Linked DNA regions of Homo sapiens: region 1 is linked to region 2. Evidence: chromatin loops called from intact Hi-C (ENCODE). Cell type or tissue: heart left ventricle. All regions are shown on one strand. Each heading gives the region's core, and the rest is flanking DNA. Links, peaks and the distances in the headings are about the cores only.

Region 1 (5,395 bases), core at 291-5,290, 860 kb after region 2:
CATCTCAGAATCATTAGAGTTGCTTGTGTGTTAAATAGAAAAAAAAATCTTGTTAGTTATTTTAACTTCACAGTTTCTTTATAACTGCTCATAAGCACATATTACTATAGAAGACTGTTCAGCATCTGAAACAAGAAGCTTTGGGAAGTCCTTATATCTTAGAGCACATTGTTTTTTATTCAAAGAAATAAAATATGAACTTAAACTATCTGACACCATAAGTATGCCAGGAAAATAATCCTAATTGCTAATCTAAATTCATGTAAATGTGTATCTCTTGGGTCTCAACCTTAATACTTGCTTTCAATAATTCCTATTCTTGAAAAGTTATTAGGGCCTAGAAAAACAGAATGGAGCTCCTCGAGGTTATAATCAACTTTAAGTTTTAGATGATTATATCTCAAGCATAGACCATGCTCACACCCCTACTCATTGTCCCATGAAACGGGGATTGTCCTAAAGCTCTAAATGCCCTAAATCTTTCATCTGAAAGCTTAGTTTTGAGACACACATTAAAAATTTAGAGGTGGTGAATATGCATACTTATTATATATTTAGAAAGATAGATAATGCTTATGATAAAATAATTTTAAAAATTAAGTGCATTTTCAAAAATGTGTTTCTTAGCCAAAGTTATTACACATTCCATATTATTCCTATAGCAAGATTGGGAGGCTGTACATATGAAAACATAACCATTTTCTATTGAACTGAGTGTGAGACACATTTTGGACCAGAGGTTTATATCAAACAGTTGCACTAGTTGACCCGCTGAGATGCCCTAAAGAAAAAGAACTCAAGAATTTAAGTTGATTTCCAGCTGTTTGTTATTAGAGCAAATGTTAGTGCTCCCGGAGTGTTTGCCCGTGGCCATCAACCAGCACCTGCATCTCTTTCATTAGGTAGACTGCCCTTAGGCTGCAGCAGCCTGTTTTGCCTGTGAGCAGTGAGAGTCAGAAGTACTTGGGAATTTACATCCCCATTCGGGGCCATCCATAAACAGTGATTGACAGCTGTTGGAGTATCAATATCCCAGTTCTTCTGCTTCTGATGAGAATACCCTGTGTATGATGTATACTATCTCTATAGCTTTCCTGAAGGATTCAAACAGTTACAGTTTGTGGGGCTGTCTAACACCACATCCTTGCTTGACTCCTTCACTTCCTGGTCCCAATTCCCAAGTCCCTTACTGGCTTTCCCTGAAAATACTTCCTAAGAATTCATGTTCACAAGCAACCTTGTTTCAAAGTCTGTTTCTGGTGAACCCAAACTAAGGTATTATATTCATACAGACACTAAATTTGTTATTCTATGATCTATTATTTTCATTAATGTTTTGAGTTTTACAGTCTCATCTGTAAAATGTACTCAAGTTAACTGAATCCCTCAGGATAGATTGAGGGAGGTTTCAAAAGTGAATATAAAATTCCTCAAATTCCCTCACTTCACTGGAAATAGACATACTAGACACTCTAAGTAAGGCAGCACTTGTTTATAGGTAGCTGGCTTCTTTATAAAAGGGATACACCATTTAAATGTTGATAAAGTGTGTGTAACAGCAGATAAAACCGTGATCAGGTCTCCTGTGAGTGAGCAATCACCGGCCGATTATCACTGAGCTAATCACAATATGTCTTAATAAAGGTCCATTCAAAAGAATGAAAATTGTATCCATATATAAGACAAAGGGGTTTTAAAATAAAAAAATCTTAGCAAAGTGTACAAAAGCACTGAAGAAAAATATTGAAACTAATATGTTTTTACACATAATCATTTTAAGATGGTATAGTGAGCTTGATACAAAGGGTGTTACAGAGACCGCTGGAGGTTCCTAAGATCCTTTCTGGTGGTCTACAAGGTCAAAAATATTTTTATCATAATACGAATTCATTATTTGCCTTTTTCACTCTGATTCTCTCATGAATGTAAAGTGGAGTTTTCCAGGGGCTACATGATTTGAGATGTGGCAAAAGCTGGAATATGGAAGCAAATGTTAGAATCCAGCTGTCTTTTATTAAGCCAGAAATTACAAAGCCACTCTTCTCTTTTTTATTCTGTTTTTGAAAATAGTGTTTTTAAATAAAAGTGTATGATTTATGTCAATATGTAACAGGACTATTATTATTTTAAAATAAATAAACATCTAAATTTTTTTATTTTATGTTTTAATGGTGTCAATAAATATAACGTGTCTAAACAAGTTTTGGGGGATCTTCAATAATTTTTCAGAGTGTAAAGAGGCCCTGAGACAAAAACAAAAAACAAACATAGAAAACAGCCGATATAGAGTCAAATTCAAGCCCTTCATCTTAGAAAAGATGAAGAAAGATAACCAAGATAAAGGCGAAGTTTAAAATACGCTCTCACTTTTTTTGGTCTTATTTTGAGAACCTACGTATGTTCTAGGAAGCTAGTTTTAATGGAGCAATTAAAAAATAAATTTCAATTAAATGAGTTCTACCAGTTTTTTTTTATTTTTTTATTTTTTATTTATTTTTTTTTTTTGGTAAACAAGCATTCAGGCGCCTAATCTATAGTGAGTGTTTTGTTTTATTTTTTTAAATGCAGAGGCAATGGTTAGTCTTCTGAACATTTGCATTCTCATTTTCATTAGCAAATAGCATATTGTTTGACAGAATATGTGAATGTTGTATTAAGACAATGTATTTAAGCAGCGTGTGTGGCATGCTGCAATTGTGGGAATGGAATTATGTGAATTTGTGAGTAGCATGCGAATGAGTCTGCCCACAATTTAGGGAGAGTTTAAGACTAATATCTAAGAGCCAGAAAGCTAACCACAGATGCCACATGGGAGCTGTGTTATCATCATAAGAACTATTCTGTGTTGCTTCTTTTAGTCGCTGCTAATTTCAGATAATGTTCATCTTACATCTGGACTTCACCAGTGTGAGTGCTATTCACCATGTGGGACATATCTTAAGTACGTACGACCTTCCAGGTTTGCTAGTTGTAGTACATGATAATAATAAAAATGATAATAATATATTTAAACACTAGCATGCAACTAATTGAACACTGTATATTATTAGTGTTCACATAAAATCTTAAAAAAATTTCAGAAATAGTAAAGTCTCCTATTGTAGAGTCACATAATCATGATTTCATTAAGCTTATTGCATCTTTACCTAATTTGAATGATCTCTAAGGAAAGTAATTCTCTAGTCATCTTTTGTAACTAGTTGTAATTTTATCTGAATGAATCCATGTAATAGATAAAATAATTTAAGATAAAATTCTCATATAATTTATTTTTAAAGGACGCAACTCAATATTTGCTTACATCATTTAACAGCCCCTTCATTTCTTGCATCCCAAAGACAAGCATTTTACATCTTTGCTACACCTATATGATGTTAAAGAAAAGAGCGCCATTCGTCCAGCTTATGATATGCTTTCTATGAGATCCTCACGGCCAGGATCCCCTTTGCCCTTTATGAATTTAATTTCTGGAAGAACATATGCTACAGAGAATACCACCTTTGCCTTTGGAATCAGATGGACTTTGGTTTGACTTATGCTGCTGTCTCTTTTTTACGTTTTAACTTGAACAAGTTATTTAGCGTCTTGCCAGGTTCCTCATAGAACCTAATTGTTCCGCACCCATTAACTCGTCATTTAACATTAGGTATATCTCCTAATGCTATCCCTCCAACATGGTACATGTATACATATGTAACAAGCCTGCATGTTGTGTACATGTACCCTAAAACTTAAAGTATAGTAAAAAAAACCTAATTGTCCCATTTGATGTTAACAATATCTCCTTTACAAGTGTTTCTAGAATTAACTGAGAGATTTTCTATAGCCCCACAAAGAATTCTGGCAAGAAATGGTAGATAGTATTAGTAGCATTATTAGTGGCATCTGTTAGCCTCATGAGAATTATTTCATCAACATCCACCTTCTAGGCTAGAAGTATAATTTAATAGTTGACGTCTCTGAATGACATCATTGATGAGCATTATCTGGTACATGGGGTATATAAGGTACACATCCTTTGCAACTAGGTAAGGACTACCCTTCCATTTTGAGCCTTATGTACAGCTCATTCTAGAATGGTATCCATTAAATTATACATGTCCATGTTAGAGGTTGACAGTTTTCTGAGATAATTGGAAAGAGTATAGCATCAAAGAAATATTTACCTTGAATTTGCTCTGGTAATTCTCAGATTCATAAACAGTGGTCCCATTTATTATGGGACCATGGCAGCTGTGTTAATGTAGTCATACACAAATTTGTATGATCCCAAACTTCTTGTAAAGTTTTCCCAGCATATCATTGCACCTCTAGTTCCCAGGGCCTGCATTCCCCTCATTCCACTCTTATTTCCCAAAGAAATTCTGTTCAACTACAATACTTTTCATGCAGATTTTCCTGATTTCCAACTTCCCTTTCCTTAACTCTCACTGTACGGCATTAAATGCTTTTCTCCTATACTGGGTGTCTATTTGTGACATGTAGCCTCATTTAACAACTGTTGTATGCTTATCTTATCCCACTGGATGGCAGAATTATGCCTTTGTTATTCTTTTATCTCCTCCAATACCTACCATTTGAACATACGATGTTTGATATAGACACACTAAATTGAATTTAAAATAGTCGAGCATATTATTCTAGTGTGATTTCCTAATATTGCCTTAATTCTCTCTTAATGCGTTTTATTAGTAAATGCTTATAAAGTGAATGCAGAAACCATCAACTATGATGATTCCACATAGAAATATATGACATAATACTTTTTTTGGTACATTTTAAAACACTTAAACCTCAAAAACCTTCTTTCAAATGGAAGACAATGTTTAAAAGCACAAGAACCCTTTTCATTTTTATAAAGATTAAATTATCTTTCCATTCTGCTTCCTGCTTTCTATTGCTACTTTCTCCAGATTAATTTTTTTAAAGAGTATTGACCTATGGACATTAAACACAAAAGGAATATAAAATAAATGCGTTGGAATACCAAACATCCTGTTGGTTGTTACAATTCTACAACAACAATTAGATTTTTTTTTCTAATTAAAATCATTTGAAATCACAGTTTTTGTCTTCTCAGAGGTTTCTCTTTTCCCAAAGTTTCCTTCAGGTCCTGTCCTTGTAGTACATTGGGGTTGTAGTGGCCTGTGCCACCAGGAGAATGGATTCATTAACCTTTACATTGATTTGAAGTGTCGTTCAAATAAATACTTATACTCTTTTTCTCTGATGGCTTAGTGAAGTCCTTTATCAATAGCACTGATATCTCCCCTTGACCTTTGCCTCCTGTTCATTCAGAAAATTTCCATCAGGCTGTTTTATTTACATTTGCAATCTCTTGCTACCTCAGTTAAGTTTGGCACAGAAATGTATTAGTCCTGGATCCAACAGAATT
Region 2 (5,395 bases), core at 172-5,171:
CTGTGTGAAATTAGAGTAGAAAGCCTTAGGAGGCAATGAACACCTGTGATTTTGAATATTCAGGTGTGTAACTGACAATGCTCTAGGTAGGTATTTTTACATGGTGGTAATATTGAGTTGAATTAGGCAATCTAATGACTTCTAAGCCTAAGGTGTTATGAGCTTATAGGTTCTGTTTGTCTTTACTTTTTAACTCCAAAGGCAAACTTTTAATATCTTAAAATCACCCTTCTTATATTATAAGATGTCTGGGTGAAGATAGTAAACAAAACTATTTAGGGAAGTCTAAATGTATTTGGCTTGCTATTCTTTGACAAATCTTAGCTGAAATTGACATTAACCATGACATATATATGTTATCATGCTCTATCTCTATTTATGATTGTTGCTTTGCACTGCTGTCATTCTTCAGAAGTTTCTTTCTTTTGACTTTCCTTAGAATTAGCTTTAGCGATGAATGAAACTTCAAATTTGTACAGTTTAATATGCTTTTAAATAACTAGAGTAAGACTTTTATATTCTCATTTTAGGTATTATGCAGACTGTAAATGCAAATTTTTACAGCCTAGGTGTGTAGGCAATGGGCAAGTTTACAATCTGCATTAATACTATAATTTCAGCTACATTTATTAACACCTACCCTTTGTGGGACAGACTTATGATCACTTCATGTGCTTTATCTCATTTAATCTTTACAAAAATCCTCTCATATAGATAACACTCTCATGTTATCAAAGCTTTAGAGAATTTAAGTTATTTATCCATAGTGATTCAGAGCAAAAGCTTTATAGCACTGTACCTCATATTACTAGAGAGTAGAAAGATTTATTTTGAATATACAAGAATCTGCCATTCCATTCCACTTTTTCCCTTTTCCAACCCAGAATCAGATACCTTGAAAATTCCCTTTTATACTTTTCTTTTTTCCCCTACCAGCTACACATAAAAAACAAAACAAAACAAAAAAGGAAAACAAAAAATAAATTTCTGTAATCATTTCTTCTACCCATCCTATTAACAAGTTTTAGTCCTAAACATTTAGGACTGCTTCCAAAAGTTAAGTGGTTTTTTTTTTTTTTAATGTTCTACTTAGTTGAGGCTAAACTGTGCCATGTCCCAAACCATCATCCTTACAGTGTTCTTAAAATGTCTCCAAGTCTCACTTAAAACAATCAATCAACTGGGACCATTCATTGGAGTCCACAGTGGGTAGATCCCTGACCTAGTTCCCATGGAGAGTAACCAAAGAAAAGGAAGACTGCCAGCTCACTGAAACACAAAGAGACATAAGAACACATTCAGAGGGATACATGGAGCAGGGATGAATTAATCGAACGTTAGGGGGTCAACCAGCTTATCTGTTGTATTTCTATAGGACATTGACTACCATAGCTGAGTGTATTATTAAAACTTTTTCAATGCAAATATTATAAAAGGCATTCTGCAGTGAGAGCAGATTCCCTGACTTTGTATTCATCCTGTCCATGCAGGATTAGTCATTGATTTCAGCAACAAGGAGCACATACAGTATCTTTACCTGCTGCTGATTGCCTCACTTTCGTTCACCGCACAGACCATAGGAGGCAGCGACGTCACATAGTGGGATATGTTAATCCAACCAAGTCTCTAAATACACAGCCAAGCTTATTGAGACAGAGCTGTGACGTTCCTGGAACAATTTTTTAATCCTGTTTTGTTTATATGAGTGAATTTGCTTTCCTCGTGGATAAATCCTTTGAGAGCAACTCTCATTGGATGCCCTATTGGAAAGGGGCCAGCTTTGGTATCTAAATCCTTAGTTCTTTATTAGTTTGGGAACCATAAAAAATACTTTAGACAATGAAAACTTCTCTCTTTTTCCTCTCCATCTCTCTCCCTGCTTTTCTCCTTCAAGTATATGCACAATCATACTATTCCTCAATTAAAATGGAGTTTGGCGTAAATAAATAACTTCTAAAATCATAGAATGGGAAAAGTCCTCTCTATCCTAGAATTCTAGGGAGAATAATTATAAAAAAAATACTTTAGTACATGAGTACTCTGAATTTCAACTGAAATGTCTTTAGCTAGAAGTCCCATGCATGTTCAGAGAGACGATTATCTGCTTGGATATAGGGCTTGGCAGAAATCACTTTTCAGTTCAGACATGGGATGGCGACAGAGTCTCATTAGGCTAATTTTATTTACAGGGCAGCCTGGTTTCCTGTGCTGTGAGCTGGGTGCTTATTCAGCTGCCTTGGCTTCGGTGGGCTTGCCGCACAGCGTATTTTTGTTTCCGAACTATTTTGGCCCTGGAAGGATGTCTGGCCTCGTTTCACTTTCGGAACTCTGATGAAAGCCACAGAAGTTTCCAGGGAGCCTGAGCAGGCTACTTGTGGGGCCCTTCCTCCTACAGCGTAAATGGCTACTGGAGGGTGACTTATGATCTGGGAAGAGCCCCTGTATCTGGAGACTTTCACCTTTGCAGAGGAAAGAAATTCTCGCTATAGGTGGCATTGACCTCCCTGTTCTGCATCTTCAAGGCAGGACTTAAATCCCGGAGGGCCTTCGATCTGCTACTTTACTTATTAGTATGGGTAGATGTGGGGTCTTATTATACCCTCCTCTGCCAACGCAGGATACTGCGTGTTAGTACTTATTACAGAGGGTGTGAGAAAAACGGAACAAGAATCTCAATTTGACTTTGAGGGTGCTATTATTGTTTTTGCTCCACGTGTTCATTCAAATACTAATATACTCACACATTAACAGGGTACCTACACACATATTCTCTCATGTATGCATCACAACACATGGCTGAAGGAGGGAGAGATGGTGATGATATATGCCTATTTTAAAGAAGGCTCAGAGGGGCCAAGTAATTTATGCAGGTCACACAGCTCAGAGTGCTAGAGCTGGAGTTTAAACAGAAGTCTGACAAATGATCATTGATTACCTTTTTTGTGACTCAGAGAAATGGTCTTAGCCAAAATTAATATGTTTGTTATGTTAATCTTCAGAAATTATTAGTCACAATAAACATTGTTCACATTTTGAAAACAATTATAGAATCGCATTTGCTCAGATCACAAGATGATACTGATAATTGCCGAGAAATCAAATCATAACTAAATTTAAGTTTACATGTTAACAAGGAAAATTAAACATCCTTTCAAAATGTTTGCAGCAGATAAAGTTATATTTTATGTTAGGTGTAGCTGCATTGAATATGCTGTAAATGAAAGGGATTGAGTTCTGCTAACATAAAAGTCGGGGGGCTTACAAGCGTTGGTTGGTTCTGAAAGCTGATGCATTTTCACTTTAGGACTGTGCAAATGTACTTATTTATGCATATATAGCCATGAAGTGTAACCAGGGCTAGTCCCAAACTAACTCAGACCATCAGCTCCCTTTACCAAGCCCATGCTATCTCTGAGTGTATTAAGGGCTTTGCTTATGTTATGTTGTAATTACTCATCACTAACAAATAGCTTGTAAGGTACCATTTGCCTGATGAAGACATGCAGAACCAGAAAGTAAGACATTATTTTAGAAACAGAGAAATGACTTGGAGCGTAGGCCTAACTCAAAAGCCCATGCTTGTCACCTAAATCTCCCAGAGATAGAGCCCCAGGCATTTAGCAAGATCTCTTGCTCCTAAAAGCTGCCTCCATGTGCCTTCCAACCCTAGAGCTTCTTAAGTATTGCAATTACCGGGAAGTAAGGGAGATCAGAACCTTCTACTCTCATTCCACATTCCTAAAGTTGACAAACTCAGATTGCAATTGAAATGTATTTGAAATGTCAGATGTTTAAATTTGTTTTAGTGCAAGTTTGATGAAATAAGAACTTTAAACAATTATATATATCTTTCAGGACAGAAAATAGAAAAGAAAAAGAAAGTATTTGCTTCAGTGGCTTGCTAAAGGCTTCTCTTATCTTGAAAGACCTGGGTAATTGCCTCAATTTTCCACTTCTCTTTTCATGTCCAGATAGGGCCTCATTTTTTTTGAGAGTTTTTTCTACCAACTGGTTCCACTATATTTGAAGTTTTCAATTGTCTCAAGTAGAATGTAATAAGGTCTTTTTCTTAGGTACCTCTTGTAAAAGTATTTTAGAAGATTATTAGAATATGTATACTTGAGTTGGCAGTGTTAGCAAATATTCACATCCCTTCAATGGCAGTAGCTTTGTGGGATGATAGAAATTGTGCAGTAAGTTGGGACTATAATCAGCCATTAACATTAAACATCAGGTATAAATGTCATTCTTCTGTTTCACCTCCACCTCTAAAAAAAAAAAAAATTACGTTGCATTTTGAACTAAATCCTTCCCAACTGTGAGTTTAAAATGTTAATGATCTAAAATTTTCTTAGATACTCAAAATGAAGTTTTTATTTTTCTAGATTTTTAAGGTTGAAAAATCAAAACAAGATATTTTAGAATCAATTTCTTCAGCAGCTGAAATTGTTTTTTGTAACATTTTGCTCAAAAACAATTTCCGTAGTAGAATCATCAACCAGAAAATCAGGACCGATATGGAAAATGCTATAGCCAGATGGGGACTACAGTTGGGTAGCAAAGTGTTTGGAATATAAAGAAGAAATAGTCTGTAAATTTCATAATGGGGAAATTGGATGAGAAGTTCAAATTTATCATCTCAACTTTGTGATTGATCCAAAGGCAACTCTTGGCACTTGAATCCTACTTGGTCTTCTTTGTGCAACTAGATTTCCTGACTTAAGGGAACCCAGTTGGTAGATGGGAAAAGTTACAGTTATAGTCATGGTTCAAATGTGCTACTAAGTTTACCTAACTTCTAATTACTGTCTTAAATTACCTCAGCAGGTTCAGTACTTAGAAATGTGCTTTTATGTGGAGATTATCTTAACATCTAGAAAATAATGAAATACTATATTATATCCTTATATGAATAATATATTCAAATATTCATTTATATTTGATGCCCACAGATTTTTAGCTTATAGCACTCCAACAAAGAGCCAAGAAAATAAGCCTTTTTCTTAGAGTCCAGAGGCAGCGAGTGAACCTTTGTAAAATTGGTGAAAAGTACTCCTGTATCTTTTTCTCATTATTCAAAAAGTCATAAGCAAGATTTGAAAATGTAATATGGGGGGCGGTGAGCAGAACAGTTTGTGTCCTGCCTTCAGAGGTAGTAACTGGTTTTTGGTGAGTCCTGAAGTTCACCAGTGAGAAGGTAGTGATTAAATAACTACTTGTCTTCTAAATGCAAAACTGAGGTCTTATCTAGGAAACCAGATGAAGATATGGTGGGTCTGTCTTGCCCTCTCATTTATTTGGCATTGGTTGTCTATCCATCAATCCATTCATTCAATCATTTGACAATTGAGTGCTTATTTTATTCCAGGCATAGTGTTAATTGCTGGGGACAAAA

What was found. Peaks named below come from ENCODE experiments on the same cell type or tissue, not always from the same donor. Only the 100,000 strongest peaks of a DNase experiment are listed, where the experiment ranks them.
Region 1: it touches region 2 in a loop (3-fold over the local background); 46 of 110 quality-filtered maps call a loop at or near these places.

Annotation. Positions count from the first base shown.
Region 1 is chr3:29,772,773-29,778,167 of GRCh38, forward strand. All of the region lies in intron 6 of RBMS3 (RNA binding motif single stranded interacting protein 3), which reads left to right. Among named protein-coding and RNA genes, the nearest start is that of RBMS3-AS2, 130 kb to the left of the region's middle. In heart left ventricle, for the core only: no CTCF peak of the experiment used is centred there; no DNase peak of the experiment used is centred there.
Region 2 is chr3:28,914,668-28,920,062 of GRCh38, forward strand. No RefSeq gene overlaps it. Among named protein-coding and RNA genes, the nearest start is that of LINC00693, 340 kb to the left of the region's middle. In heart left ventricle, for the core only: a CTCF peak has its summit at 2,156; a DNase peak (open chromatin) is centred at 2,264; H3K4me3 peaks cover 1,170 bases; H3K27ac peaks cover 1,369 bases.